Regions from separate parts of the Homo sapiens genome. Here region 2 is linked to region 1. The links are chromatin loops, found by intact Hi-C in ENCODE. Cell type or tissue: CD14-positive monocyte. All regions are shown on one strand. Links, peaks and the distances in the headings refer to the core of each region. The heading gives the core; the rest is flanking DNA. Region 1 overlaps DIP2B (disco interacting protein 2 homolog B). Region 2 overlaps DIP2B (disco interacting protein 2 homolog B).

The links. Peaks named below come from ENCODE experiments on the same cell type or tissue, not always from the same donor. Only the 100,000 strongest peaks of a DNase experiment are listed, where the experiment ranks them.
Region 2: it touches region 1 in a loop (1.9-fold over the local background); 16 of 110 quality-filtered maps call a loop at or near these places.

What each region holds. Positions count from the first base shown.
Region 1 is chr12:50,563,123-50,578,616 of GRCh38, forward strand. All of the region lies in intron 1 of DIP2B (disco interacting protein 2 homolog B), which reads left to right. Among named protein-coding and RNA genes, the nearest start is that of DIP2B, 66 kb to the left of the region's middle. RefSeq lists an enhancer at 12,339-12,438. In CD14-positive monocyte, for the core only: no CTCF peak of the experiment used is centred there; DNase peaks (open chromatin) are centred at 6,969 and 9,329; H3K4me3 peaks cover 1,407 bases; H3K27ac peaks cover 2,163 bases.
Region 2 is chr12:50,516,439-50,531,932 of GRCh38, forward strand. The region is part of intron 1 of DIP2B (disco interacting protein 2 homolog B); the gene reads left to right. Among named protein-coding and RNA genes, the nearest start is that of DIP2B, 19 kb to the left of the region's middle. RefSeq lists enhancers at 1,094-1,143, 1,164-1,253, 1,314-1,603, 13,293-13,793, 13,794-14,294. In CD14-positive monocyte, for the core only: no CTCF peak of the experiment used is centred there; no DNase peak of the experiment used is centred there; H3K4me3 peaks cover 816 bases; H3K27ac peaks cover 2,761 bases.

The DNA.
Region 1 (15,494 bases), core at 4,409-12,408:
GAGCTGCTGGTTATCTATTTCCAACATATGCTTAAGTTTTGTTGAGATGTATTTTCTTCCACTTTGTTTCTTTTCTTCTTCTGAGATATGGTCTCTCTCTGTTGCCCAGGCTGGAGTGCAGTGACGTGATCTTGGCTCACTGCAGTCTGCCCCGCCTGGGCTCAAACGATTCTTCCACCTCAGCCTCCTGAGTGGCTAGATCTATAGGTGCATGCCACCAGTCCTGGCTAATTTTTGTATTTTTTGTAGAGGCTGGATTTTGCCATATTGCCCAGGCTGGTCTTGAACTCATGGACTCAAGCAATCTGCCTGCCTTGGCCTCCCAAAGTGCTGGGATTACAGGTATGAGCCACTGCACCTGGCCTTTTTTTTTTTTTTTTTTTTTTAAAGGCAGTATCTTGCTCTATTGCTCAGGCTGAGTGAGGCAGTGTGATTATAGCTCGCTCTAGCCTCCAACTCCTGGGCTTAAGTGATCCTCTTCTCTTGCCTAAGCCTCCCAAGTAGCTGGGACTACTGGTGTGGGCCACCATACCTGGCTAATTTTTAAACTTTTTATGGGTATGGGGTGTCACTATATTGCCCAGGCTGCTCTCAAACTCCTAGGCTCAAGCAAGCCTGCCACCTTTCCCTCCCAAAGTGTTGGGTTTACAGGCATAAGCCACCTTGCCCAGCCTAATTTTTTTTTTTTTAAAAGCTCATTCTGTGTACCTTAACTTCTTTGATCCTTCATTCTTGAAATTTTAGCAGGATATTTGCTGGATTTATTTTTTTAGTCCTCAGGTGGTAAGGATTGAGCTAATGACATCACATTTCATAACATAGCATCAGCATTGGTCTGTGCAAGTCCTCTCTCTTAGCTCTTCAGATTAATTAATTTCTTTTTTACCTCCACTTTCCACTTCTGTTCCTATTTCCCCATAGTTAAACTGTTGTAATGTATTTGGTAAGTATCCCTATATTTGTATGCAGTTTTGTAAATATGTAGTGCTGGGTTCTTGCGTGTGTGTGTGTGTGTGATTTGTTAAACTTACCTAAATGGTACTGTATTCTCTTGGTACTATTTAGGGACTGTGTTGCTGTGTATATACCTAGTTCTTTGTTTCTAATCTAACCACCATCTGCCTTTCCTTAAATGATTTGTTCTTTCGGTGATGGACACCAGATTATTTTCAACTTCCCACTGCTGCAGACGATGGGATGAACATTGTTGTGCTTGTTCTGTTATGGTGGGAGAATTTCTTTCAATGTATGCATAAGAGTAGATTGCTGTACTTAATTTGATTAAGCACTGCCAAATTTGGGCACTTTTTCAGATTGTGCAACATTTCCTATTTCTTCAGAAATAGGAAACAGAAAGCTGTTTATCCAGCTTTCTAATTGTTGTCTATCTGATGGGGTAAAGTGGTATCTTAATGTTGTTTTAATTTGTATTCTCCAGTTACTGAATGGCAGCGTTTCTTTATATACCATTAAGACCATATGAACGCCCCCTCTGTGAATTACCTGTTCATATCCCTGGCCCACTTCTTTAATTAGAGTTTCTGTCTTTTCCTGTTTGATTTACAGAGTGTTTTTGTAGAGTTTAGAATATTAGCCTGGTATTTGCCTTTTCTTCATCTGTCATAGTATGTTAATTTTGTCATTGGTACCTTTTGCTGAGTAGGGCTTAATTTTGATATAGGAAGTCCATAATCTTTTACTTTATGGTCTTCTGGAAATATGAAGATATTCTGCATTTTTAATTATGTATTTCATAAGTCAGCATTTCCCATGAGATCTTCCACCTGAGTCCATCATTATATATGACATAGAATAGTAATCCAGTTTTATTTTTCTGCACGTATTGAGGCCATTTTCCTAACCACATGAACTAGTTTGTGGTGCCACTATTTTTTTTTTGGAGACAGAGCTTATTCTTTCACCCAGGCTGGAGTGCAGTGGTGCACTCACAGCTCACTATAGCCTTGACCTCCCGACTCAAGTGATCCTCCCAGCTCAGCCCCCTGAGTAGCTGGGACTAAAGGCATGCACTGCCACACCTGCTTTTATTTTTTTGTGGAGATGAGATCTCGTCATGTTGGTCAGGCTTGTCTTGAACTCCTGGGCTCAAATGATCTGCCTGCCTCAGCCTCCCAAAGTGCTGGGATTGCAGGCATGAGCCACCATGCCAGCTGGTGCCACTATTTTTTTTTTTGAGATGGGTCACTCTGTTGCCCAGGCTAGAGTGCAGTGGTGCGATCTCGGCTTACTCCAAGCTCCACCTCCTGGGTTCATGCCATTCTCCTGCCTCAGCCTCCTGAGTAGCTGGGACTACAGGCGCCCGCCACCACGCCCGGCTAATTGTTTTGTATTTTTAGTAGAGACGGGGTTTCACTGTGTTAGCTAGGATGGTCTCGATCTCTTGACCTTGTGATCTGTGCCACTACTCTTATATATCATGTTCCCATATTTCCATGGCATTCTAAGAGCTCTGGTCTGTTTTATTGGATATAGATAACTGTAGTTATGTTTGTTACGTCAATGCCAGCTGTTTTTATTACTCTGCTTTGTGTTGTGTCTTCACATCTAGTAGGATACATCAATTAAAAAGGCATCATTTCACCCTCAAATTAATCTTAAAAAGTCAATGTAGTCCCAATTAAATTTCATCTATTTTCTCAAGGAATTTGGCAAACATTCTAAAATTTGAATGGAAAAATGAAAGTCATTTTCAAAATTGATTTACCCCTTTGGGGTCCTGTTAACTGCTTAATCTAAGTAGTTCACAGTTTTTGTGTGTGTGCCTATTTGGGCATTTTATATGTCTCGAAATTTATCCATTTCATCTTTTTTTTTTAAACAGTGAAATTTTTATTTTAGAAAAATTTTAGTTTTACAGAAAAATCTTCACTGAATTTAGAATTCTGAATCGACAGTACTTTTTCTTTTCTTTTTTTCTGAGACAGGGTCTTGCTCTGTCACTCAGGCTGGAGTGCAGTGGCATGATTATGGCTCATTGCAGCCTCAACCTCCTGAACTCAAGTGATCCTTCCACCTCAGCTTCCTGAGTAGCTGAGACTACAGGTGCATGCCACCATGCCCAGCTAATTTGTTTTTTTGTAAAGTTGGAATTTTGCCATGTTGCCCAGGCTGGCCTTAAACTCCTGGGCTCAAGGAGTCTGCCTTCCTTGGCTTCCCAGACTGCTGAGATTACAGGCTTGAGCCACCATGCCCAGCCAATAGTACTTTTCTCTTGGCATTTAAAAAATATTGTTTGCACTGTCTTTTGGCTTCCGTGATTTCTGACAAGAAAGCCCATTTATTTTAATTCTGGTTTCATTACATATAATGTGTCTTTTTTTGTTTGAGATTCTCCTTCAATCTGTGAATTTATGTTTTCCAATAAATTTGGAAGTTTGCAGCCATTATTTTTTCAATTACTCTTTCTATACCAATAATTTGTTTTCTTCTTTCCTTCTGTGGTTCCAGTGACATGAATGTTAGGTCTTTTGATAGTGTCTCACAGGTCTCTGAGGCTCTGTTAGATTTTTTGATTTCTTTTTCTGTTCTTGAAATTGAATCATATGGCTGGGCGCAGTGGCTCACACCTATAATCCCAGCACTTTGGGAGGCTGAGATGGGCAGATCACAAGGTCAGGAGATCGAGACCATCCTGGCTAACACGGTGAAACCCCGTCTCTACTAAACAAAATACAAAAAATTAGCCAGGCGTGGTGGCGGGCGCCTGTAGTCCCAGCTACTCGGGAGGCTGAGGCAGGAGAATGGTGTGAACCCCGGAGGCGGAGCTTGCAGTGAGCCGAGATCGCGCCACTGCACTCCAGCCTGGGTGACAGAGCGAGACTCCGTCTCAAAAAAAAAAAAAAAAAAAAAGAAAGAAAGAAATTGAATCATTCTATTGATCTGTATGTGCACTGACTTTTTTTTTGTTTGTTTTTTGCTATCACAATTATTCGATTTAGCTTGTATTGTGATCTTTTTATTTGACACACTTTTCTGTTGTAAAATTTCCATTTGGTTCTTTAAAAAACACTTTTATTTTGAAATAATTACAGATTTATAGGAAGTTGCAAAGATATGTACAGAAAGATCCCATGAACCCTTTTCCCAGCCTCTCCCAGTGTTAACATCTTGCATAACTGTAGTACATTATTAATACAAAGAAATTGACATTGGTGCAATCCACAGATTTTATTGAGATTTTTCCATGTATACCTGCATGTGTGTGTGTATAGTTTTCTGCTATTTTAGCACATGTGTAGCTTCATGTAACTACTGCCACAAACTACAGAACTGTACATCATCCATTTATAGCTTTTTCATAGTTTCTATTTCTCTGCTGAAAACATCTGTCTTTCAGAGTGTTTACCTTTACCTCATGGAGCATGGCTATAATAACCGCTTTAAAAATCTTTTTTTTTATTTTGAGATGGAGTCTTGCTCTGTCACGCAAGCTGGAGTGCAGTGGCGCCATCTTGGCTTACTGCAACCTTTACCACCCGGGTTCAAGCAATTCTCCTGCTTCAGCCTCCCAAGTAGCTGGGATTACAGGCGCCCGCCACCATGCTTGGCTAATTTTTGTAGTTTTAGTAGAGATGGGGTTTCGCAGTGTTGGCCAGGCTGGTCTCGAACTCCTGACCTCAGATGATCTGCCCGCCTTGGCTTCCCAAAGTGCTGGGACTACAGGCATGAGCCATCGTGCCCGGCCTAAAATTCTTTGATAATTCTATTATCTGTTTAATTTCCGTTTGGGTATCTGTTGATTGTCTTTCTCCCAAGAATTGGTCATATTTTCTTGGTCCTTTGTATGTTGAGTAATTTTGGATTATGTGTGGTTCATATTGAATATTACATTGTGAGACTTTGGGTCCTATTACAATCCTCTGGAGAATGTTGAGTTGTTTGTTTTTTTAAGCATGGAGTCAACTTGGTTAAGTTCAGATCTCGAGTTTGTTCTCACCTTCTGTAGATTCCAGTGTCAGTTCAGTTCTCAGTGTTTGCTCTGCTGTTTGACTGACCCTGCCTAAGCACTAATCAGGTCTGGGACTTGGGAGTGTCTTATAGCTCAGTTCTCAAAGCTTTTGCTGTCCTTCTTTGGAACTACTGTACATATGCAAGCTTGGAGGTCAGCCTGAGATGCATGTTTGTTATTATGTAGAATTGGGGATCCCCTTTTCCAGCTTTCTCCTGTTTGGTATATCTCCTCATTCTTGGGCTCCTAGGGGCTTCTTTTCCCAGCATAGTCCTGTGACTGGTCCAGACCTCAAGATAGGGCCAGCGGAGGAAAACAAAGGTAAAAAAAGAAGAAAAGGGTATTTAGCCTGTACTTTTTGGCTTGCCTGGCTCTTTCAGCCCTCTGAGCAGTATACGGGAATTTCTGTCAGCATTTTTAGTGTGTGTGTTCCCTGTGCTGTTTTGTAAATTGGGCCACCAGGACCAGGCCCATCCTTGGGTCTAAGCCAGGAGGTGAAGGAGTAAAAAAGAAAATAGGCAGGAAACTCAGTGGAATTGTAAGCTTTCAGTTTTGACTTACCTCTTCTATTTGCCTGCTGTTTATTTACTCTTCTTCTTCCTCAGCTAGTGGCTTATTTTATTTAGTTGAGAGTGTTGTAATCTGGGAAGGAGAGAGGCTGAGGGGAGCTTACTCCTTGGCTGACACCAGAAGTCTTTGCATCATTTTTTAAAACCATAAAATTTTGATAAAAAATTATTATTCCAAAAAAGTTGCAGGAACCAAGCTTTGTATAAATGATGTCAGAGGACATATCCTGCTTCTTCCAAATTAGAATAAAGTACTGATAAGCTTTGTTTTCAAGTGCTTTATTCATCATTTTTTTTTTTGTCCGTAAGAATTCTCTTCCCTAGTCGTGCTTCCCTCCCCTCTCAACTAATTTGAAATAGTTCCAGATTTGCATGGTGAATTTTTTTTTCCTAATCACAATCTCTGCTTTTCCAGTGGAATTTCTTTTGTCTTTTTTTTTTTTTTCACCACAGCTCTTTTTAATGCATGGGAATTTGTTTTGATAGAATATAATTTGTTAATTTCAGGGCACATAAAGTATCAGATAATAGAGAAACTAGTTAATGGCATGGATTTGTGGAAGCAGAGAACTATCTGGTCCTCAGTATGTGTTTTCTGTGGAATTGCCTCTCAGTTTGGGGAGAGCATTTAGCTGTTATCCATCAATGTGTTCAATCTTATGGGGAGATTTGAGAGCATGCACCTTTCTCTAGACCAAACATATCACTGTGACATATTAAATTACTTTTTGTTACTGAAAACCCAGGGGCGTGTTATGTGGCTGGTAATATCTTTTTAGCCTACCAAACATTTGCAGGTGGAAGGGAATGTGCATGTTAATTCCACCATCCTGAATTGTTCGTTGGGCTCCTTCCTTTGGCCTGCTGCCTTGTCACAGTTAATTCCAGTGAGTTGGCAGGGAGGCTCTAAGGGATGGCTGGCACTCTTAACTCCTTTGTAGGTGCAGTTAGAGATGGTTTAGCCTTACTGATGGCCACCAGACTGTTTTCTTTTGACTTCTCAGTATTTTACCAATTGTGGCTTGAGATTCTGCTGTGTTTTACTAAACTATACTGCACCTTTAAATAAACTATAATGATTATCTTAAGAGTTATTATATAAATATCAGGTAAATATTGACCTCTCTACAGATTTTGCTTTTGCAATTATTTTTATAATTTTTAAGAGATACATAGAGATCAGATACATGCTGGTCTTTTAAAATATTTTAGTTTTAATCATTTTTATATTTATTGTAAAACTAATAAGTCTAAAACCCATCTAACTTCCAAGATGTAACAGCTGAACTTCTGTGTTGACATCTGTTGCAAGTTGTTAAACTCAGAAATCTTTTGCAGTTTGGTTGTAGAAACTTGTCTCTTCAGTGAATGAAGTGCTCTGATTCCTTTATGAGAGATTCACTTGTTTGACTGGGTTTTGCTGTGTCATGATTGCTTTATCACTTCTGAAAATCAACTCTGGAACATTTTCCGTGCCCTGATTTAAAATGAAGAAGTTCTCCGATTTTTCCTTTAGATATCCGATTTAAAATCTTGATATCTTGAAATCTTGATATCTAGATCTCTTGGGGATTTGTCTTTTACATTCTGTAGTGTATAGTATGTATATTCTATATATGTATGTGTGTATATATGTATATTTGAATACCCAGAGTGTTCTAGCGATATTAATTGGATCAGTAAATATTTGAGCACCTACTAAGTGCGAACATTGTTCTACATGAGCCAGTTGCTGACATTTTGGTGTATAAAGATACAGGCAGTAAATGGCTGGGCGCAGTGGCCCATACCTGTAATCTCAGCACTTTGGGAGGCTGAGGCAGGCGGATCACTTGCGGTCAGGAGTTCAAGACCAGCCTGACCAACATGGTAAAACCCTGTCTCTATTAAAAATGCAAAATTAGCCAGGTGTGGTGGCACATGCCTGTAATCCCAGCTACTTGGAAGGCTGAGGCGAGAGAATCACTTGAATCCGGGAGGCAGAAGTTACAATGAGCCGAGATCGCGCCACTGCGATGGGCTGGGCAACAAGAGTGAAACTCGGTCCCCCAACAAAGAAAACAACAACAAACAATAAAATAAAGATATAGGCATTAAATATATGGATATATGATGCATAAACAAATAATTTTTTTTACAATACTTCAGGTTACTTGAAGCCTTCTTTTGAGTGACTAGATTTAAGTTTGTGAAACAAGGTTTTCAGAAGTTTTGGTTTTATTCTCTCAGAAATTTTGGCTTCATTTTTTCAACAAAACTTTTATTGACTGTTTATTTAGCAGATATTAAATGTAGCAAAATTACTATGACCCAGCTGTTGTCCACAAGGAGCTTATAGTCTAATCAAGAACCAATTTGTAATAACAATGAAATTAAAATATGATTGTATATTGAGGTAAGTGATAATAGAGGTATGAAAAGAAAATGCCATCGCAATGTAGTGGAGGGGTTGGGGAAGGATGGGGTAGTAGGGAAGGTCTCAAAGAGAATATGTTATTATTGGCAGCCTCTTTTTTTTTTTTTTTTTTGGAGATGGAGTCTTACTCTGTCACCCAGGCTAGAGTGCTGTGGCACGATCTCGGTTCACTGCAACCTCCACCTCCTGGGTTCAAGAGATTCTCCTGCCTCAGCCTCCCGAGTAGCTGGGACTACGGGTGTGCGCCACCATGCCTAGCTAAAATTTATATTTTTAGTAGAGATGGGGTTATGCCATGAAGGCCAGGCTGGTCTCGAACCTCTGACCTCAGGTGATCCACCCTGCCTTGGCCTCCCAAAGTGCTGGGATTACAGGCGTGAGCCACCACACCCCGCCTATTGGCAGCCTTTTGAAAGGCTTTGGCTATAGGTAGATGGGAATCGAATTATCTGTGACCTTTGAAACCTAGGCGTTTTTTTTTTTTTTTTTTTTTTGAGACGGAGTCTCACTCTGTCACCTAGGCTGGAGTGCAATGGCGTGATCTTGGCTCACTGCACCCTCCGCCTCCTGGGTTCAAGTGATTCTTCTGTCTCAGCCTCCCAAGTAACTGGGACTACAGGCGTGTGCCACCACGCCTGGCTAATTTTTTGTATTTTTAGTAGAGACAGGGTTTCACCATGTTAGCCAGGATGGTCTCGATCTCGATCTCTTGACCTCGTGATCCTCCTGCCTCGGCCTCCCAAAATGTGGGAATTACAGGCGTGAGCCACCGCGCCCAGCCTGAGACCTAGGCATTTTAATTATTTGTGTAACTTTAACATACAGCCAGGCCTGGAAGTTTATTTAAAAGATGCATCTGTCTTTCCAGTTCAACTTTTAGTTTAACTATTCCTTTAGGAAAAGACATTTATGGATGCAGCTGTGTGACAGCATTGCCGAAGCCTTCTCTTTAGAGTTTGTTACAACACAGCTCCAGTTATATTGCTTTGCTTAGGTTGTTCTTTGCTTTTTAACGTAAAATATTTATATTTGTCTTCATTCATTTTGTAAAAATGAAGCACAACTTTAAAAAAATCACAAATTTGGGGGTTTTACTTTATCCTCATGTGTGTTCCATTTCTCTTTAAAGCTAAAATGTCTATTATGTGTTGATATAAAAATATTATCCCCAGACTAAGACCACAGTTTCCTCAAACTTTGTTGAGTACATGCCCTCCTCCCTTTTAAAATTACATCTTGTAGGAGATTCTGGCATTTCTCATTTATATATTGTGAAGTTAAAATATATTTCCTAGAAGAAAAATATTTCACAATAAGGGGAACTGAAAGCATTTGCTAGGGAGAGAGTTAAGGGTTGCTAAACTTATGGCATGCTGGATTGGTGTGTGCTGAGAATGCTTTCGCAACAACTTGATTCAGAAAACATTTACTGAATGCCTTTGGCAAAAGGCTCCTGCTAGATGCTTTGAGGGATAAGAAAATGAACAAAACACAGGCTCAGTTTTGTTGAAGGGCCTTCCAGGTTACTACATTGACTGTTTCTGAATCTCTTCTCTTCCATTCTCCACCTTTGCCATATCCCAGATAATGAAAATTAGAGCTCTAATTTATCAATTCTGTAAGCTGAAAAGTCTATAAAATTAGTTTCCTTAAAATGTTGGTTACAGGTTCTCCTTTGTGCTGACAGAATTTAGAATAACAGAAAACATTTTGGTGTCTCAGTGCCTCCTTCCATAAATTAACATTTACTTCAGTAGATGCTTTTCATGGAGCATTATGATCCAGCCCCTCTCAAGCTGTGACTCGCCATGGACAGTATTAAATCAGATCTGAGCAGCTCTAGGAGACAGGTGAAAGTTGGAGAATATGCCCAGTGTCAGCATCTTGGCTAGAGTGTGCTGTTAAAACAGAGAACACTCTTGGCACTCAGAAACTGATCAGGCATGTGCCATTCTGCACGTGAGCTCTAAGAAATAAAGCCGCAGAGGGTGTTCTGTGTTTCCATTCCAGCTGAACTAAATGGTTAAGTATCCTTTTTAGGCATCCCCTTAAATCTACCACAGACTATCAGGTCATAATCCAGAAGAGGTAAATACCATAAAATCCCCAAATACAGCCACGTATCCAGAAGCCAGAGTTCTGGCTTCATCAGCCATAACAGTCAGTTCCATTAAACAAATAACTGCTTGAACACCTACTGTGTAAAGCTCTGTGCTGGTGCTTCAGGTTGTAAAGAGACAAATAAGATTGAGTATCGATCAAGTTGCTTACAGTTTAGTAGCGCATGCTGCTCTCCTTGTTCCACCTGCCTTGCCATTCCAAATTCTGTTTCTTCCTGGCCTACCCTGGTCTGTAGCCACCTACAACTCAGTGTAGATACAGACCCATTCAGTGTGTTTATTACAACCCAGTCTTATAACCTTATCTTTTAAAATGTGCAATAGATGTTGGAAACAGTAGAGGAGCTGTGCCCTGAGCCCTGGACAGTGTCTGGAATGATTTGTAGAAAAGCCCATTGTAGCACTAATCACTTGAGGTACTGTTTCAGGGCAATTTTATTTTTCTAATGGAATCCCATGATTGGCATAGTTCAAACAGACAGAACCCAGACAGGAGGCAGTCTTTAAAAATGGTTAGTCCAATTTTGTTTACATTTCTTCCCTTTGCAGAATGTGTATTTTCCCTTCTTCAGACTAAAAATGTCACAGTGTGATGTATGCTGTTGTGGAAGTATTTTGCATGAAATCACTAAATTCATTTATTCAAATAATTTGTCTTAGGCTTTTTAAAAGTGACCAGAGATAAATATTTATGAATCATATTTAAGTATTTGGAGGGCATTTCAAGATAAGTATATTTAAGATAATTTCCTTGACTATGTTTGATGATATTAAGGGTTCTTAGAAATCTTTTCCAAAATCTTGCAATCTGAAAGTGAATGGAACATTCAGAATTAACTGTAGTCACAATTGTGTCTTTATTGTTGGTTGGTCTTGCCTGTTTCATTTTACAAACAAATGTGAAGGACAATACTTTCTCCATCAAAATAGATAAGAAACTTTCATATAAAAGTAAGACAGGAAACTAATGTAACCTTTAAAAAAAATCTTGAATTATCTTATTAAGATTACAATAGATAATTAGATTAATCTAAAATTAGATTGTTGTTTAGTTAAACCTGATTTTATGATTTAGAAAGGCCAATAAATAGCACCTCTCTTCTCCACACGGGTTCTGGATAAATGGCAAAAAACCAAACTATTAGCAGATGAGGGCCATAATATTGCTTTTATTACTGATAAAGGTGATGGTAAAGGAAGCAGCTTAAGGTTAGAGCCAAATTGGTTTGCTAAGTGAATTCCATCATTATTCAGACCTACCCCGTGGGCACAGTGGTGCTGGATTGGAGAGGTCATATGCAGTATGCAGACCCTCCACTCAACGCAGCTTCAGCAGACAGCTTATGCGTATGAGGAAGAAGAGCATGAACAGACTATTTATCCCAAATTTACCAGTCAGTCAGTTGCTTCCCTCTCCAGGATAGAATGATCTAAGTGGCAAAGACATGCTAAAGATGTTACAACTGGTGGACCTCGATTCATGCAAGGAACCCTCAGAAGTGAGGAATGAATGTTCCCATCTGGTACTTCGTTCCCTCTTCCATGCATGGCTTTTATGAAGAATGGGTTGGTGCCAGGGTAGGAGAAGTAGCCTGACTAGGCCAATGAGCAAACCTTTGTTTTAGGGAAGAGACCTTGTAACAATTGGCCTCTTGGAAATTGCAGCCAAGGTTTGTTTATCGGAACGATGGGAATTTGTCCTTAGGCAGTCCTCTTTGCCTTTCTGAAACATCTGTGATTTAGTATTATTTCTGGGCAATAAGTCAAGGTCCACAACTTAGTTTTCTGTTGTCCTTTAACATTTTAAAATATGCCTACATCTCTTTCATTTTTAGTTTTCTTCACAGACTCCTTTTGTTTACCTCCCTCTCTGGTGTTTTGCATGATTATAGCTAACTTTCTTTTCTTTCGACATTCTCCCCTTGGACACAGTTTTAACTCTTTCATATCTTGGTGGTTACCAGATCTCTGTCTCCAACCCTGACCTCTGTTCTGAGCTCCATATTTGTATCCAGCTCTCTATTTAGCAGTTCCATCTGGGCTGTCTAAAACTAAACTCTCTTCTAGCCACCCCCACAACAACAACTCAGAAACCCTTGCCTTTTATTTTGTGATACCACAGCCTTTTCATTAGTTTAAGCTAGAAAGGGAAAGCTGGGGGTCACCACAGGCTTGTTTTTTTTTGTTTTGTTTTGTTTTTTTTTGAGACAGGGTCTCGCTCTGTCACCCAGGCTGGAGTGCAGTGACGTGATCATGGCTCACTGCAGCCTTGACTTCCCAGGCTCAAGCCATCCTCCCACCTCAGCTCCCAAACTCCAGTCCCCAGCAGCTGAGACTACAGGCACATGCCACTAGGCCTGGCTAATTTCTTATAGAGACAGAGTTTTGCTGTTTTCGCCCAGGCTAGTCTTGAATTCCTGGGCTCAAGTGATCTGCCTCAGCCTCCCAAAGTGCTGGGATTACAGGTGCCTGTGCCCAACCAGGCCCTCCTTTATTGTTTATCTCCTAGGTCAGGGGTCAGCAAACTGTGTCTACTGGGTCAAATCCAGCCAGGGACCTGGCAGCCAATATTTTTTTTTGAGATGGAGTCTTGCTTTGTCGCCCAGGCTGGAGTGCAGTGGTGCAATCTCACCTCACTGCAGCCTCTGCCCACCAGGTTCCAGTGATTCTCCTGCCTCAGCCTCCTGGGTAGCTGGGATTATAGGCACACACCACCACACCCAGCTAATTTCTATATTTTTAGTAGAGACAGGGTTTTGCCATGTTGGCCAGGCTGGTCTCAAACTCCTGACCTTAGATGATCTGCCTGGCTTGGCCTCCCAAAGAGCTGGAATTACAAGTGTGAGCCACCGTGCCTGGCCCTGATATTTTTTTTCACTTTTTTTTTTTTGAGACGGAGTTTTGCTCTTGTTGCCCAGGCTGGAGTGCAGTGGCGTGATCTCGGCTTACTACAACCTCCGCCTCCTGGGTTCAAGTGATTTACCTGCCTCAGCCTCCTGAGTAGCTAGGATTACAGGCACGTGCCACCATGCCTGGCTAATTTTGTATTTTTAGTAGAGACGGTTTCTCCATGTTGGTCAGGCTGGTCTTGAACTCCTGACCTCAGGTGATCTGCCCACCTTGGCCTCCCAAAGTGCTGGGATTACAGATGTGAGCCACTGCACCCAGCATTTTTTTTTTTTACATTTTTAAATGCTTGTTTAAAACAAACAAATATATCTGTGAAAGAGACCACATGTGGTCTGCAAAGCCTAAGTACATATTTACGGTCTGACCGCCCCCCACCTTTTTTTTCTTTTTTAGACCAAGTCTCGCTCTGTCGCCCAGGCTGGAGTGCAGTGGCGCGATCTCGGCTCACTGCAAACTCCACCTCCCAGGTTCATGCCATTCTCCTGCCTCAGCCTCCCTAGTAGCTGGGACTACAGGCGCCCGTCACCACGCCTGGCTAATTTTTTGTATTTTTTTTAGTAGAGACAGGGTTTCACCATGTTAGCCAGGATGGTCTCGATCTCTTGACCTCATGATCTGCCCGCCTCGGCCTCTCAAAGTGCTGGGATTACAGGCGTGAGCTACCGCGCCCAGCCGGTCTGACCCTTTACAGAAAAAGTTAGGCTGCATCTTTTCTAGGTCGAGTCCTATTAATTCTCTCCCTGCAAACATCCCTTGTTATTATTATTTTTTTTTGATACGGAGTTTCGGTCTCGTTGCCCAGGCTGGAGTGCAGTGGCACAATCTCGGCTCAGTGTAACATCCGCCTCCTAGGTTCAAGTGATTCTCCTGCCTCAGCCTCCTGAGTAGCTGGGATTACCACGCCTAATTTTTGTATTTTTAGTAGAGGGGGCTTTCACCATGTTGGCCAGGCTGGTCTCGAACTCCTGACTACAGGCGTGAGCCACCATGCCCAGTCAAGACTTTAAATTTTTAACTTCTTGTTCTTTATCTGTGATCATGGTTTTCCAACTTTACACTCTTAAATTATTGAGGCTCAAAGAGCTTTTGTTTAGGTAAGTTATATGTATCCCTGTTGACCCCATATTAGAAAGTAAAGCTGAGGGCCAGGCGCCATGGCTCATGCCTGTAATCTCAGCACTTTGGGAGGCCGAGGCGGGCGGATCACGAGGTCAGGAGATCGAGACCATCCGGGCTAACACAGTGAAACCCTGCCTCTACTAAAAATACAAAAAAAATTTAGCCAGGCGTGGTGGCGGGCCCCTGTAGTCCCAGCCACTCGGGAAGCTGAGGCAGGAGAATGGTGTGAACCCAGAAGGTGGAGCTTGCAGTGAGCTGAAATGGTGCCACTGCACTCCAACCTGGGCAACAGAGCGAGACTCCGTCTAAAAAATAAAAAAAATAAAAAAAAGTAAAACTGAAATGTTAAAATATTTATCCTAAATAACAATAATAAATTTATTATATTTATATATAATACACTTTTATATGAGAAATAACTATATTTTCTAAAACAAAAAATAATAGGTAGAAAAGCAGTTTTACCTTTCTGTGAATCTCTTTAGTGTCTGGATTCTTATAAATGTCTTTTCATTAATCTGTTATGATAAAGAAAATCTGTCCTCACATGTATCCCAGAAATTAAAGTAAAATTAAAAAAAAAAATCTGGCCTCATGCAGCTATGTAGTTGGAAGAGTCAGGAGTACAGCATTTTAATAGTCTTATCAGATAACTGTGGTTATTCTTCTGTGATACTGCATCAAAAGTCCACAAATAATAACTTCTTAAAGGTTAGTTACAATGTAGATTATGAAACTATATCAGTTAACTTTTCATACTGTGTTACATTTAGATTCATTGATGTGTGTTGCACTATTTTTTTCTTTTGAGACAGGGTCTGGCTCTGCCAGGCTGGAATGCAGTGGCACAATCTTGGCTCACTGCAACCTCCACCTCCCAGGTTCAAGTGATTCTCATGCCTCAGCCTCCCAAGTAGCTGGGACACAGACGTGCACCACAGCCAGCTAATTTTTGTATTTTTAGTAGAGATGGGGTTTTACCATGTTGGTCAGGCTTGTCTCAAACTCCTGACCTCAAGGTATCACCTGCCTCGGGCTCCCAAAGTGCTGGGATTATAGGCGTGAGCCACTGTGGCCGGCCTTGTTTTATACTTCGAATGGATGTGTTACCCGTACATCTTTTTTTTGTTTGTTTGTTTGTTTGAAGATTATGTGTTGGTTATTTGGAAAATAGTTATACGTACCTTCTAAATTTTGACATATTTCATTATATAGAATCAAAAAACCACGCCTGGCCCTAAACAATATTTCAATAATGATATTAAGATGTTATTTGCTCTTTTTTTTTTTTTTTTTTTTTGAGACGGAGTCTCGCTCTGTGGCCCAGGCGGGAGTGCAGTGGCGCAATCTCGGCTCACTGCAAGCTCGGCCTCCCGGGTTCATGCCATTCT
Region 2 (15,494 bases), core at 3,802-11,801, 47 kb before region 1:
AGATGGGGTCTCGTTATGTTTCCCAGACTGGTCTCAAACCCCTGGCCATGAATGATACTCCCACCTTGGCCTCCCAAAGTGCAGAGATTATGACTGTGAGCCACTGTGCCTGGACCCCATCTCTTAATACTATCACATTGGGAATTAAGTTCCAACATAGGAATTTTTGGGGGACACTGACATTCAGACCATAGTAACTTACCAAAGTCAAAAAAATTGAGAGTCATCCTTATATTCTAAAAATATTTTGTTTTGGCCGGACACGGTGGCTCATGCTTATAATCCCAGCACTTTGGGAGGCCAAGGTGGGCGGATCACCTGAGGTCAGGAGTTCGAGACCAGCCTGGCCAACATGGCGAAACCCTATCAGTACTAAAAATGCAAAAATTAGCTGGGTGTGGTGGCGGGTGCCTGTAATCCCAGCTACTCAGGAGGCTAGGCTGAGTTAGGAGAATTGCTTGAGCCCAGGAGACGGAGGTTGCAGTGAGCAGGGATCACAGTGAGCCAAGATCGTGCCACTGCACTCCAGCCTGGGCGACAGAGCAAGACTCTGTCTCAAAATCCGCCTCCCGGGTTCACGCCATTCTCCTGCCTTAGCCTCCTGAGTAGCTGGGACTACAGGTGCCCGCCACCACGCCCGGCTAATTTTTTTGTATTTTTTTAGTAGAGATGGGGTTTCACCGTGTTAGCCAGGATGGTCTCGATCTTCTGACCTCGTGATCCACCTGCCTTGGCCTCCCAAAGTGCTGGGATTACAGGCGTGAGCCACCGCACCCGACCAAAAAATTTGTTTTAATTAGATTTTTTTTTTTAAATTAAATAGAGATGGGGTTTTGCATTGTTTCCCAGGCTGATCTCACTCCTGGGCTAAGGTGATCCACCCGTCTTGACCTCCCAAAGTGCTGAGATTACAGGTGTGAGCCACCTTGCCCAGTGATCCATATTCTAATGGATCACTGAGTCTTGTTGTTTCTACTTCCTGTTCTCCATATCATTCCAGTGTTAGTTCAGGCACTTATTTCTTGCTTAGACTAATGAGGTAGTCTCCTAACTCATCAGCCTGTCTCGGTCTCTTCTCCCTTCAGTAGGTCTTTCTCTACCCTGTCACTGATTGATCATTCTGAAACACAAACCTAATTGTGTTCTCTTCCCTGTTTAAAAGTTTTCCTTGGCTTCTCTCAGTCACAGGATAAACTCTAAGCATCTTTCTTTGTATACCAAGACCTGCCTGCCTTTTTACCCTCATTTCCTGCTCTGTCTATATTTGTTGTCTGCTCTCTAGCCATGCCAGATGACTTGCACTTCCATGAATGCACTGTGCTTTTTTTCACTTGTATGCTTTTGTATACATTGCCATTCTCTAAAATGTCCACTCTGGTATGTTCTTCCCCTTTTTTTGCCCGGTTAACTTCTGTTTCAGTTTCCTGTGAGTTTCCAGTTAACTTCTGTTTCGTTCCAGTTTCCTTTTCTAAGCTCTTTTAAGAAGTTAAATCTCTGTATAAGTAGTCATCAGTTATTGAGAGCTTATGATGTAATAGGTCCTGTGCTTAGCACTTCATATACCTTGCCTGGCTAGTAAGTAGGTGCTGAATACATAGCTCCTATTAGCATAATGATGATGAGGGAACTGAGGTAGCAAAAAGCACCTAAACATTGCATACAATGTATCTTCCCACCTGTGGTTACACATTTCCCATAAGGTAGCATTCTGGACGCATGGCACTGGGAAGGAGCACTGAATTTAGGAGTCATGCTGAATTGGGTTCACATATGGTCTTGGGCAACTTTTTTTTTTTTTTTTTTGAGACAGAATCTCTCTCTTATTGCCCAGGCTGGAGTGCAATAGTGCGACCTCAGCTCGCTGCAAGCTCCGCCCCCTGGGTTCAAGCGATTCTGCTTCTTCAGCCTCCCGAGTAGCTGGGATTACAGGCACCCGCTACCATGCCCGGCTAATTTTTGTATTTTAGTAGAGATGGACTTTCACCATGTTGGCCAGGCTGACCTCAAGTGATCGCCCACCCCGGCCTCCCAAAGTACTGGGATTACAGGCGTGAGCCACAACGCCCGGCCCTTGGGCAAGTCTTTGAAATGTGTTTCTAATCTTAACAACTCCTAGAGATAGGTGTGCAGTTTCTGTACAGTGTGCTGGGATTGGAAACCAAGTCTGTTTGGTTCTAAGCCCTGTGGTGTTTCCACACAGCCATTTTGACCTCCATCTCCCTGAATCTTGTTTCAAGTAGTTTCAGCAGAATTCTCCTGCATCTTAACTGGTATGTCTCATTTTCCTTAGGATACAACTTCTGTCTTTTTTTGTTTGTTTTTGTTTGTTTTTTTGAGACAAGGTCTTGGTCTGTCCCCTAAGCTAGAGTGCTGTGGCATGATCTTAGCTCACTGCAACCTCAAACTTCTGTACACAAGCAATCCTCCAAGTAGCTGGGATTACAGGTCCATGTCACCATGCCTGGCTAATTTTTTATTTTTTGTAGAGACAGGGGTCTCACTTTGTTGCTGCCCAGGCTGGTCTTGAACTCCCGGGCTCAAGCAGTCCTCCTGCCTTGGCTGCCCAAAGTTCTGGGATTACAGGCATGAACCACTGCATCTGGCCACAGCTTCTGCGTTTATTTTTTTGGGGGGTAGGGCTCCCTGGAGGGAGAAGAATGGGAATGTTCTATCTTATTCTCAGAGAAAAAGGTATAGGGGTGTAATTTGTTATTTCTTACCATGCTTTGCAGGAACTAAAGGGGTTAACACTCTGTAGATTATATTTGGAGGGTTTCCTTCATACCAGTATAACTACTGGCAAGATGTGACTTTTATTTCTTTTCTTATTTCTTAAAATTTTTTTAGAGATGGGGTCTCACTGTATTGCCCAGGTTCGCCTTAAACTCCTGGGCTCAAGCGATCCTCCCTCCTTGGCCTCCCAAAGTGTTGGGATTACAGGCATGAGCCACTATGCTGAGCCTCTTTTATTTTTTTTAAAAGAATGAAAAATATGAAGTGCATCTATAAAGTGAAAGGTAATTTTATGTACTTGTCTTTTGTTGTGAAGTTACTTTTTCTTCCTTGAATTGAGATGGAGATGATGAGAAGCTGAAAGGGGAAACCCAGGATGATAATATTTTGGATGCTACATGGGACAGCCCTAAATGAAAATTCACAGGTCTAGCCTAGCATCTTTGAAAGGTCTGTGTTGTGAACAGGCCTCGAGCTTCTGGGTTATTGATTCTGGGTTGTACTTACATGGTGATGCAGAAAGAGTTTTTAGTCTTTTTTCCCCCAGGATATTTAATGTTTAATGTAAAAATTAATGTATAAATGAACATAGATGCTTCTGTGAATGACATGTACTTTAATTGGTTTTTCTTGGAGGTTTTTTTTTTTGTGGTGAAGAAATAGTGCTCTAATACCCTTTATTTTTGGAGGACTGTTGCTTTTAGGCATACATTAAAGCATCTGCAAGATTTTTTTTTCTTTTTCTTTCTAAGAATTTAAGATCATATTGTTGTAAGTTAATCATGGGCCAGAACTTATGGCTTTTAATTCAGTTCAGATATGAATAAATTTTATAGTGCTGACCAGTCTTGTCATTGAATCTCCTTTTTTTTTTTTTTTTTTTTTGAGACAATGTCTTACTTGTCACCCAGGCTGGAGTGCAGTGACATGATCTCGGCTCACTGCAGCCTCCGCCTCCTGGGTTCAAGCCATTGTCCTGCCTCAGCCTCCCCAGTAGCTGAGACTACAGGTGTGCACCACCATGCTCAGCTAATTTTTGTATTTTTAGTGGAGACAGGGTTTCACCGTGTTGGCCAGGCTGGTCTCAAACTCGTGACCTCGTGATCTGCCCGCCTCGGCCTTCCAAAGTGCGGGGACTACAGGCGTGAGCCACCGTACCCGGCCTGAATCTCCTTTTAAAAAAAATCAACCCAGCAAGGAATTGTTAGGTAGAAGCTTCTGATAGTTCTTGTTTAGTAAATCTGTGACAAAGGCAAAGACACTGTCTTAAAATTTTAAAAAGTCATTCATGATTTATTTGACTTCCTCTCTGGTTTGGAGAAACTTTCATTTTTAAGTTGAACATGTAGAACAAGCAGTGGTATGAGTTTTCCTTCCATAGTTCTTTGCTTGTTTTTCTTCAAGAAGACCAAGAGAAGTACTAGAAAATGAACATCCTGTTAAAAAAACAACTTCTCCATTTGTCGGTTCTCTGAGCTCTGATTTCTAATGTTACCCCTATATCATAGCTATTTTTAAAATTATCTTAAAGTTAGGAAATTATTATTTGCATAAATATTCTCATCTCCCCTAAGTAAGCTGCATGAGGACAGCATGCAGTGTTCTTTAGTGAAAATGCTTTTCGGTTCAGCTAGTGAATGAATCTAGATTCTGCCATCAGCCTCCCTATCTACCTTTTTTCTTACTAGTATCTGACACTCTTCTATTACAATCATATGGGTTTCCTCACTCTTTCTTGGCAAGCTCATTCCTGTCTCTGCATTTGTAGCGAGTATTTTCCCTGTCAGGACTGCTTTTTCTCCTATTAAAATCCAACCCTTGTTTCAAGGCCTGGTTGACGTTCCTCTCATCATGAAACCTGCTGACTGCTTTAGTCCATATTAATCTCTTCTATTTTTAGACTATTGTTATATTCAGCAACAGTTTTTTTTTTTTTTTTTTTTTTTTTAATTTGAGATGGAGTCTCCCTCTGTCGCCCAGGCTGGAGTACAGTGGCGCGATGTCAGGTCACTGCAACCTCTGCCTCCCGGGTTTAATCGATTCTCCTGCCTCAGCCTCCTGAGTAGCTGAGATTACAGGCGCACACCCCCACACCCTGCTAATTTTTGTATTTTTAGTAGAGAGGGGGTTTCACCATGTTGGTCAAGCTGGTCTTGAACTCTTGACCTCGTGATCCACCCGCCTCAGCCTCCCAAAGTGCTGGGATTATAGGCATGAGCCACTGTGCCCAGCTCAGCAACAGTTTTAACTCTTAATTTGCCACTGTTTGTTTCATTTATGTTATTTTTACCTTCTCAGTTAGACTTCAGGTTTCTTTCTTTTTTTTTTTTTTTTTTTTGAGATGGAGTCTCACACTCTGTTGCCAGGCTAGAGTGCAGTGGCCCCATCTCAGCTCACTGCAACCTCCATCTCCCAGGTTCAAGTGATTCTTGTGCCTCAGCCTCCTGAGTAGCTAGAATTACAGGCACCTGTCACCATCACGCCCAGCTAATTTTTGTATTTTCAGTAGAGACGGGGTTTCTCCGTGTTAGCCAGGCTGGTCTTGAACTCCTGACCTCAAGTGATCCACTCCAACCGCCCCTCCGCCCTTGGCCTCCCAAAGTGTTGGGATTACAGGTGTGAGTCACTGTGCCTGGCTTAATTTTTGTATTTTTTGTAGAGATAGGGTTTTGCTATGTTGCCCAGGCTTCTTGAACTCCTGGGCTCAAGGATTCACCTGCCTTGGCCTCCCAGAGTGTTGAGATTACAGGCATGAGCCACCACGCCCAGCCCCCAAACATTTTTTATTTAATTTATTTTATTTTTTATTTTTTATTTTATTATTGTATATTTTATTATTATTTTTTTAAGATAGAGTCTTGCTCTGTCACCCAGACTGGAGTGCAGTGGCACAATCTTGGCTCACTGCAACCTCCGTGTCCGGGGTTCAAGTGATTCCCCTGCCTCAGCCCGCTGAGTAGCTGGGATTACAGGTATGTGCCACCACACCCAGCTAATTTTTATATTTTTGGTAGAGACGGGGTTTTACCATATTGATCAGGCTAGTCTCGAGCTCCTGACCTCAAGTGATCCACACGCCTTGGCCTCCCAAAGTGCTGGAATTACAGGTGTGAGCCACCACACCCGGCCACATTTTTGAAAAATGGAAAGAAAGATTAATAAAAACAACAGGATAATTATTTATCTGGTTATTCCAGTTCAGGGTCTGGGAAGGCAGGAACCTATCCCAGCAGCTCAGGGTACAAGACGGGAACCAGCCCTGGAAAGGACTTTCCATTGCAGGGCGCACACATACATACACACACTCACTTAGACTGGGACAATTAAATGTGCCAGTTCACCTAATGGATGCATCTTTGGGGTATGGGGGAAACTAGAGTACCTGGAGAAAACCTACACAGACATGGGGAGAACGTGCAAACGCCACACAGATAGTGGCCCTGGCTGGGAATTGATTTTTTTGTTTTTCTTTTCAGCCTCTTTATAACATAACATTGAGTAAAATAAGGTTACTTCAGGTCCTGCTTGTATATACATAGTATATATTGAGAATGACAAGGAATGTGTGATATAAATGCTAAGTAAGAATCCAGAAGAAACATATTGCAAGAGAAAACCTAGTCGTCTGAAAGAAACATTCCCAGTGATTTCAGCAGAACTCAGATGTTGGACAGGGTAATGTGGTGGATAGGTGGTAAGTAAAAGCATTATTTGATGTCACTGGGATATTGGCAGGGGAAGAATGGGAATTAACTGCATTGGTGAGGAGAAAAATATTTTATTTATAAAAGTGTTAAAAATTATAAAATATTTCCTGGAATATATTTGGGAAAAAGAGAAAAATTATACAATACTTAAATATTGTAAGAAAGACATAAGATCTGTATGAAGAAAATTGTAAAACTTTAAAGATATAAAAGCAGAATCTGAAAAAATGGAAATATATACAGTTGTTCCTTTCTTCGTAGGGGATTGGTTCCGGGACTCCCCTCAGTTACCAAAATCCAAGGGTGCTCAAGTCTGCTAAAAAATGGCATGGTATTTGCATGTAACGTAAGCACATCCTCTTGTTTAAATCAACTCTAGATTACTTATATACTTGTATAGTACCTAATACAGTGAAAATACTATGTCAATAGTTGTTATTCTTTATAATTCAGAGAGTGATGACAGGAAAAAAAAAATCTGTACATGTTCAGTACAGATGGCTTTTTTTCCTCCACCTATTTTCACTTAGAGGTTTGTTTAATCCATGGATGTGGAACCCAAAGATATGGACGGGCCAACTGTACTGTGTTCCTGAATGAGAAGACTGATATATATAAATTTAATGGGAGTCCAATTAGAACTCCAATGGAAGATTCTTTAGGGAATGGAGAATTAGATAAAATGATCTTAGTGTTCACATGGAAGAATAAATAGAATAGCCAAGAAAATTTAGAAACGGAATAGTGAGGTGATACTTGGCCTTACCACATATTAAAACAGATTCTAAAGTTACTGTATTCAAAGCAGTATGGTATTAGCTTTAAAACAGGATGAATGGACAGAATACTATGCCCAAATTCTTATATATATAGGAAAACAATTACGTGTGAAAACATACAAGTTGTATTAGCTTAGTTCAGTTGTCTTCCCAATTTCCTCAAATTATAAAATATTTTAAAATAAATTTACTAGGACTCCATAGGACATCAGAATAGAGAACTTGTTGATATTCTGTTTATCCTGTCAGGAGGAGTACACTGGAGCTAGAAAGAAAAGCCTCTTCCTGCAATGTCTTTCCAGTGCCCTCTATGGACAGGCAAAGTTTAACATCATGGCAGCTGTCAAAGGAAAAATATTTAAAGGGCCCATCTCAGTTTTCACAGAGCAGCGAGGGTATATTTGGAGCTGAAAGGCCATAAATTGATAACACATCCTTGATTCCTCTCCTTCAGGCCACCTCTCTGTATCAAGTCCATCAGTGAGCCTTTTTGGTACTACCTTGAGAATATATTCTAAATCTACTTCTTTCCATGCCGAGTCACTGTTAATCATGCCCATGTCATCACATCTCTTGCTTCTTTAGCTCCTTACCTGGTGGTGTCCCAGCTTTCTTCTCTCTAACCCATTTTCCACATAGCAGGTAGAGAGCTTTTTAAACTGCAAATTAGGTCATATTACTTCCCCGCTTTATAGCTCTTCCATGAATTCAGTTTGTCTTTAAAATATAATTCAGATACGTTTCCATGGCCTGCAAGACCTACACCGCCCTGACCCCTCATCTTTTCCCCTCACCCATTGTGCTTCAGCCACATTGGCTGACTCTTCTTTCTCTTTTCCTTCCTCCCTTCTCTCCTTCCCTATTCTTCCCTCTCCTCTCCACCTGTCTCCCTGCCTCCCTCCATCCTCCCGCTTCCCTCTTCCTTTTTTTAATTTATCTGGTGTTTATTGAGTGCCTACTATGTGCCACATAGGTGCAGGTGATACAGCAGTGATTAACATGACAAACACCCCTCCCCTTAGGGGGCTTACATCTGTAGCTGTAGACAGAGAATAACAAGTAATATGTATTGCTTGTTAGATGGTAAAAATTTATTGTTATTTTTTTTGAGACAGGTTGGAGTGTAGTGGTGTGATCATGGCTCAACTGCAGCTTCCTCTTCCTGGGCTCAAGAGATCCTCCCCCTCAGCCTGCTGAGTAGCTAGGACTCCAGGCCTGTGCCACCATGCCCGCCTAATTTTTATTTTTTGTAGATACAGGGTCTTGCCATGTTTCCCAGGCTAGTCTCAAATTCTTGGGCTCGAGCAATCCTCTTGCCTTGGTGCCCTGCAGAGTGTTGGGATTACAGGTGTGAGCCTCTGTGCCTGGCCATTTGGTAAAAATTTCAATGGAGAAAAAGCATCAAGAGGGACAGAGAAGGCTGGGCACGGTGGCTCACACCTGTAATCCCAGCACTTTGGGAGGCCGAGGCGGGCAGATCACGAGGTCAGGAGATTGAGACCATCCTGGCTAACATGGTGAAACCCCATCTCTACTAAAAATACAAAAAAATTAGCTGGGTGTGGTGTTGGGCGCCTGTAGTCCCAGCTACTTGGAAGGCTGAGGCAGGAGAATGGCGTGAACCCGGGAGGCGGAGCTTGCAGTGAGCCGAAAGCGGGCCACTGCACTCCAGCCTGGGCGACAGAGCGAGACTCCATCTCAAAAAAAAAAAAAAAAAATACAGAGAATACCGGTAGAGGGTTATTGGGCACAATTTAAAAGAGGGTGGTCATCATGAGATGATACTTTGAACAAAATAGGCATTTCTTTTCTTCCTTGAACTCAACCGTGATGCATGTTGCTGCCTCTAGGTCCCCTTTTTTTTTTTTTTTTTGAGACAGAGTCTCACTCTCTCATCCAGGCTGGAGTGCAGTGGTGTACATGGAGCTCACTGCAGCCTTGACCTCCCAGGCTCAAGAGATCCTCCCACCTCAGCCTCCCTAGTAGCTGAGACTATAGGTTTGCACTATCACACCTTGCTAATTTTTTTATATTTTGTAGCTACAGGATCTCACTCTGTTGCCCAGACTTGTCTTGAACTCCTGGGCTCAAGCCATCCTCCCACCTTGGCCTCCCAAAGTGCCGGGGTTGCAGGTGTGAACCACCATGCCTGGCCACCTCTATGTCTTGTTCCTTGCTTTTCTTCTTCCTAGAATGTTCTGCTCCAACTTAGTCTCAGTTCAAAGTTAACCTCCTTAGAGAACCTCCAAGGTTAAATTAGCAACCCCTCCCATCATTCTTCATCTCACCACTCTCTTTTACTTTCTTTTTTTCCTGTTTAAAATTTTCTAATTAATACCAACATTTGAAATGATCTTGTTCATATATTAATATGATTGGATTCTTCCTCAGTAAAATGTTTGTTTTTTGAGTGCAGAGATTTTACTGTCTTGTTCCCTGCTGTCTCTCTAGTGCCTAGAATAGAAGACTCAATAGACACTTGTTCAGTGAACAAATGGACTTTGCAGGGAGAAGATTCCAATGGAATTCTTTAGATGGTGGCAGCTTTAAAGAGTAAAGAAGTGTAGGCTCTGTCCCCAGGGTCTCTGCCAGGAAGGATGGGGACCCCTGTGGAAGCTGGTGAGAGCTGCCCCTCAGGGGCCTATGTGTTTCCTGGCATTTGGTTTTTAATGTTTGCTTGTTTGTTTTTCCCTTATTTTCCTCACTATATACCCTCTGATTTTTACACTTGACTTTTACAGTTGGGTGATATGTGACAACTTTCCGTTTCTTCAGTCTGCCTGACTACTTTGCTTATCCAATTCATTTGGTATTTATTATGCAAATACTTTCAGAATACACAGCTCCAAGCCTGGGACAGTGCTTGGGTGAGAGCTGGAGCCACGCCACTGTGCTCCCTGAACAGGAGGCAGACACTTCTCATTTTTTTGTGTACTTTGCACATGCATTGATTCTCTTTTTCCTCTGCCTTTTTTTTTTTTTTTTTTTTTTTTTTTGAGACAGAGTTTCACTCTTGTTGCCCAGGCTGGAGTGCAATGGCGCGATCTCGGCTCACTGCAACCTCTGCCTCCCGGGTTCAAGCGATTTCCTGCCTCAGCCTCACCAGTAGCTGAGATTACAGGCCTGTGCCACCACGCTTGGCTACTTTTTGTATTTTTAGTAGAGACAGGGTTTCACCATGTTGGCCAGGTTGGTCCCAAACTCCTGGCCTCAGGTAATACGACTACCCCGGTCCCCCAAAGTGCTGGGATTACAGGCGTGAGCCACTGCACCCGGCCTTTTTTCCTCTGTCTTAACCAAATGTAATATCCGTAGGATCTGATCTAAAGCATAAGTTAATTAGGTGGGTTTTTCTGTAGACCAGACATTGTAATAAAACCAAAATCAGTTTTGTTTTGGTTTAATGGGTCCTGGTTGGAAAAAAACTGAATATTTCACATGCCTGGTTTTTCAACGTCTTTTCTTGGCTACATTCCATCTTTGGCAAAATGTTGGAAAACCATGGAAGTGAAATAATTAGCCATATGGCAAATATTGGTTTTGTTGAACCAAGTCAGACCTTTGGTCAGTTTATTCTAGTTTATGCAAACAGTGTGGCCAACTACCAAGGACGTTCATGGGCTGTGCATAACATGTCCAACTGTACACACAGAGTATTTGTCTCTTAGGTCCTACCCACGTTATCTCAGGTCTCTTTGACTACCTATATCTAAGGTACTGTTCAAACACTAAATTAATTGTAATTTTGCACATAGGAAAATAACAAAAATCTTATTTACTTATTATATTGTGAACTTCAGGTTTGTCTTTATGGCTGAGAGATAAAACTTGTGAAACATCTTAATAACTAAGATTATCCTTGGCCGACAGCACTTTGGGAGGCCGAGGCGGGAGGATTGCTTGAGGCCAGGAGTTCAAGATAGTGAGACTCTGTCCCTAGGTGGTTATGGTGATGTGCACCTGTAGTCTCATCTGCTTTGGAGTTGAGGCTGCAGTGAACTATGATCGTGCCACTACACTCTAGGCTGGGCGAAAGAGCAAGACCACATCTTAAAGAAAAGATTATCCTTTTTCAGTACAAATTGGAAGAAACATGATTAAAATAATTATTAAGTGTTAAAACATGATTAAAATGATTAAAATGTTAATTAACAGAAAATCACCATTGTCAGAAGTGTATTTGTTCAGAATCCTGAATTTGATTTATCTTCTTTTTCTTACAATTTCAGTTGTGGAAAAAAGTGCTTTTCATTAGAGATGGAAATTCCTTCTGTTTTTTTTTTTTTTGGAGACAGAGTCTTAGTCTGTCACCCAGGCTGGAGTACAGTAGTGTAATCACGGCTCACTGCAGCCTTGACCTCCCAGGCTCAGGTGATCCATCTGCCTTAGCCTCCCAGGTAGCTGAGACTACAAGCATGCACCACCATGCCCAGCTAGGTTTAAATTTTTTGTGGAGATGGACTTTCACCATGTTGTCCAGGCTGGTCTTGAACTCTTGGACTCAAGCAATCTGCCCACCTCAGCCTTCCAAAGTGTTGGGATTATAGACGTGAGCCACTGTGCCTGACCCTTCTTTTTTTTTTTTTTGGTAGTCAGATTTAGTGTCTCAGTGTCCTCATCCATAAAATGAAGATGATAATAGTATCTACGTTGTAGGATTGATGTGAGCACTGAATCAGTTACTATATAAAAGTATACTTTGGGAGGCTGAGGCGGCAGGATTTCTTAAGGCCAGGAGTTCAAGACCAGCCTGGGCAACATAATGAGACCTGCTTTCCAAAAAAAAAAAAGGAAAAGTATAGTGATTAGTATAGTGTCTGGCACACAGGAAGCAGTATAAGTCTATTATGCTGCTGTGCTATTTTATATTTCCAAACGTCCATCCATGCAGAAGTTGTGATTAGTGAACAGAGTATCTAAACTGGGCATATGGACCCAAATGTGTTTTCCAGCTTTATCTAAAGCAGGATGATAGTTTAAGCCATGAGAATAGATGAGTTCACCCAGGAAAGAGGGCTTAGAGTGAACAGAGAAGAGTATTTCTGATAGAATCCTAAGAAATGCTAACATGGACAGAGGAAAAGAAAGCTTGCAGAGGCGACTGCAAAGACATGGCTGGAGGTTTAGCAAGAAATCTAGAGAAGGGATGTCAGGAGAGTTGGGGGCCAGGAAGACAAGAGAGAATGATCAAATATTGCTGCAAACAAAAGAATGGTTAAGCATTAAGGTGGATTTGTTAGGTTTAGCCACAAAATGATTTGTGATTATGAACTTGGTGAGAGTGGTTTTAATGCTGTGGTGTGAGGATCAGAAGCCAGAGATTATAATGGGTTAAGGAGTGATTTGGAGGAAATGGGTAAGTTTCAAAAACAAAACAAAACAACTTTTAGTGAGTTTTACTGTGGTTAGGAGGGGCAGGACATGGCAGTACTTTCTTATAGTTATTTTGGGGGAAGATAGGATACTGTAAACAACTAGTCAGGTGTGGTGGCATGCGCCTGTAGTCCCAAAATAGTCCCAGTTACTCAGGAGGCTGAGGTGGGAAGATACCTGAACTCAGGGAGATGGAGGCTCCGGGAGCTGTGATGGCACCATTGCAACTCTTGCCTGTACGACAGAGTAAGACCCTGTCTCAAACAAACAAACAAAAACTGTAAACAGTATCTTTATTGCATAATAAATGTCATAAGGGAGACATGTTCAAGTACTTGAAGGTGCTTAGGTGCAGGGCATTAGTGTACATGTAGTATTCTGGGAAGGACTGTCCAATGGACCAAAGGAGTTTGGTGGGCTGACAGATGAGGGGAGGAGGCTGCTTTAGATTTGTCAATCATTGAAGCGTGTTTGAGGAACTGTGATGATTTAGTCACTGCTAGAACATGGAATGTAAGTCCAGTGAGCCAGGACAGTGGTTAGGGCTGACAGCATGGCAGGGGTGGGTTGTGCCTTGTGGCCACACCCATAGAATCTTACATTTTATCCTGTAGGTCTTTGCTTCCCAATGGGGATTTGTATTGATGTTCCAGGGGTACTCAGAGCTACAATCCAAAAAGTAGCCGGGTGTGGTGGCGTGTGCCTGTAATCCCAACTACTCAGGTGGCCAAGGCAGGAGACTCGCTTGACCCCGGGAGGCAGAGATTGCAGTGAGCCGAGATCATGCCATTGTACTCCAGCCTGGGTGACAGAGCGAGCCTCTGTCTCAAAAAAAGAAAAAAGAAAAAAGAAAAAAAGCTACAGGGTAAACATAGCGTGCCTTCTTAGAATATCCATTAAATTGAATTTCACGGGAAATTATTGCTATAGTAAAGCATGAATTGAAAATTAAGATCAAACATAAATTTTAACATTAAAAAATAATGCATTGTTCTCTAGTGGCTGGCTTCTTCAGGCTGTGCCTCTTCTGGGCCTTCCATTCCTCCATCACTTTCATTTTTTTTGAGACAGGGTCTCTCTCTGTCGCCCAGGCTGGAGTGCGGTGGCGCGATCTCGGCTCACTGCAAGCTCCGCCTCCTGGGTTCATGCCATTCTCCCGCTTCAGCCTCCCGAGGAGCTGGGACTACAGGCACCCGCCATCACGCCTGGCTAATTTTGTTTTTGTATTTTTAGTAGAGACGGGGTTTCACTGTGTTAGCCAGGATGGTCTCAATCTCCTGACCTCATGATCTGCCCGCCTCAGCCTCCCAAAGTGCTGGGATTACAGGCGTGAGCCACTGTGCCCTGCCTCCTCCATCACTTTCTTCAGGGGAAAGAGCATCATATAGCATCTTTGGGAAGAGCATTCATGGGAAGCCACTGAAGTATTGTAAGCAGGAGTGGATGACATCTGTGTTTGTTGGAGATCGCCTTAGAGGAGAATAGTTTCAGGTTGCTGTGTCACACAACCAAGTGATACTATTTACATAGAAAAAGTGCAAAATAGCCTTAAATAAGAGCAGGTAAGACAGGGCAGGAAGACTTACAGGAGGCTACTGAAATGAGCTGTCTCTGCAGTAGGATTAGGGAAGAGGGAATGAAAAGAAGTATTTAAGCAGGGAGAATTTACGAGACTAGTATGGAGGAGGAGGAGGTGTGCACAGAGATTTGTAGGTGTGATAGGAGAAAGGCGGACTGGTAAGTTTCTTCCTTAGGCATCTTGAGAGAAAGATGGCACCATTTCCTAAAACAGGGAATAGAGGCAGAAGAACAGTTTAGGGTGTAGGGGGAGAGAAAATTCAGTTTTACTGAATTTGAGAGGTTTTGGGGACATGCAAATGGAGATCTGTAGCAGCAGTTGGGTGTGTGGATTTGGAGTTCTGTAGAAAGGCCTGTCCTGAAGATATACATTCAGTATTCCTTAGCATGTATCGCTGATAGTGGAAGCAGTGGGCATGATTGAGATTGTCCAAGGAGAGCATATTATATATGTTGAGATGGAGTCTCGCTCTGTCGCCCAGGCTGGAGTGCGGTGGCGCAATCTCAGCTCACTACAAGTTCTGACTTCTGGGTTCACGCCATTCTCCTGCCTCAGCCTCCCGAGTAGCTGGGACTACAGATGCCTGTCACCACGCCTGGCTAATTTTTTTTTGTATTTTTAGTAGAGATGGGGTTTCACCATGTTAGCCAGGATGGTCTCGATCTCCTGACCTTGTGATCCGCCCACCTCGGCCTCCCAGAGTGCTGGGATTATAGGTGTGAGCCGCTGCACCCAGCCAAGGAGAGCATATTGAGTGAGCAGAGGCTAAACACAGAACTGGAAAGCACCACCATTTAAGGGGGAAGCTGAAAAAAAGAACCTGGAAAAGAGGTCAGAGGGGTATGAGTGACCAGAGGGAGAAGAGCAAAACAACAAGGAGTATTAAGTGTCTCTTGTTGCATAGAGTTTGAGACTAGGACTGAGAAAATGCAATTGAGATTACAAGCAGAGGTCATTGGTGGTGACCTTTGCCTAAGCTGTTTTAGTAGGGTTTAGGGACAGGGTTGGGGCAAGGAAGGGGCACTGCAGCCTGTTGAAAGTGGATAAGGAATGCAAAGCAGAGAGGAAGTGGAAGTAGAGGCAGGCGGGGTACCCTGCTGTTTCAAGCCTGGCCGTGTGAGGTGGAGAGAAAGGAAGTAGCTAGGATATATACACATTCATCTGTTCTTTGTCTCTCTCCTCACTAGAAAATAAGTTGCCTGAGGGCAGGAACTTAGTTTTATTCACTGCTTTATCTCCAGAGTAAAAAATTGCTCCTGGCCTGTAGTAGGCACTCAACAAATATTTGATGGCCAAACAAATGAATTATGTTAAGAAGGTAGA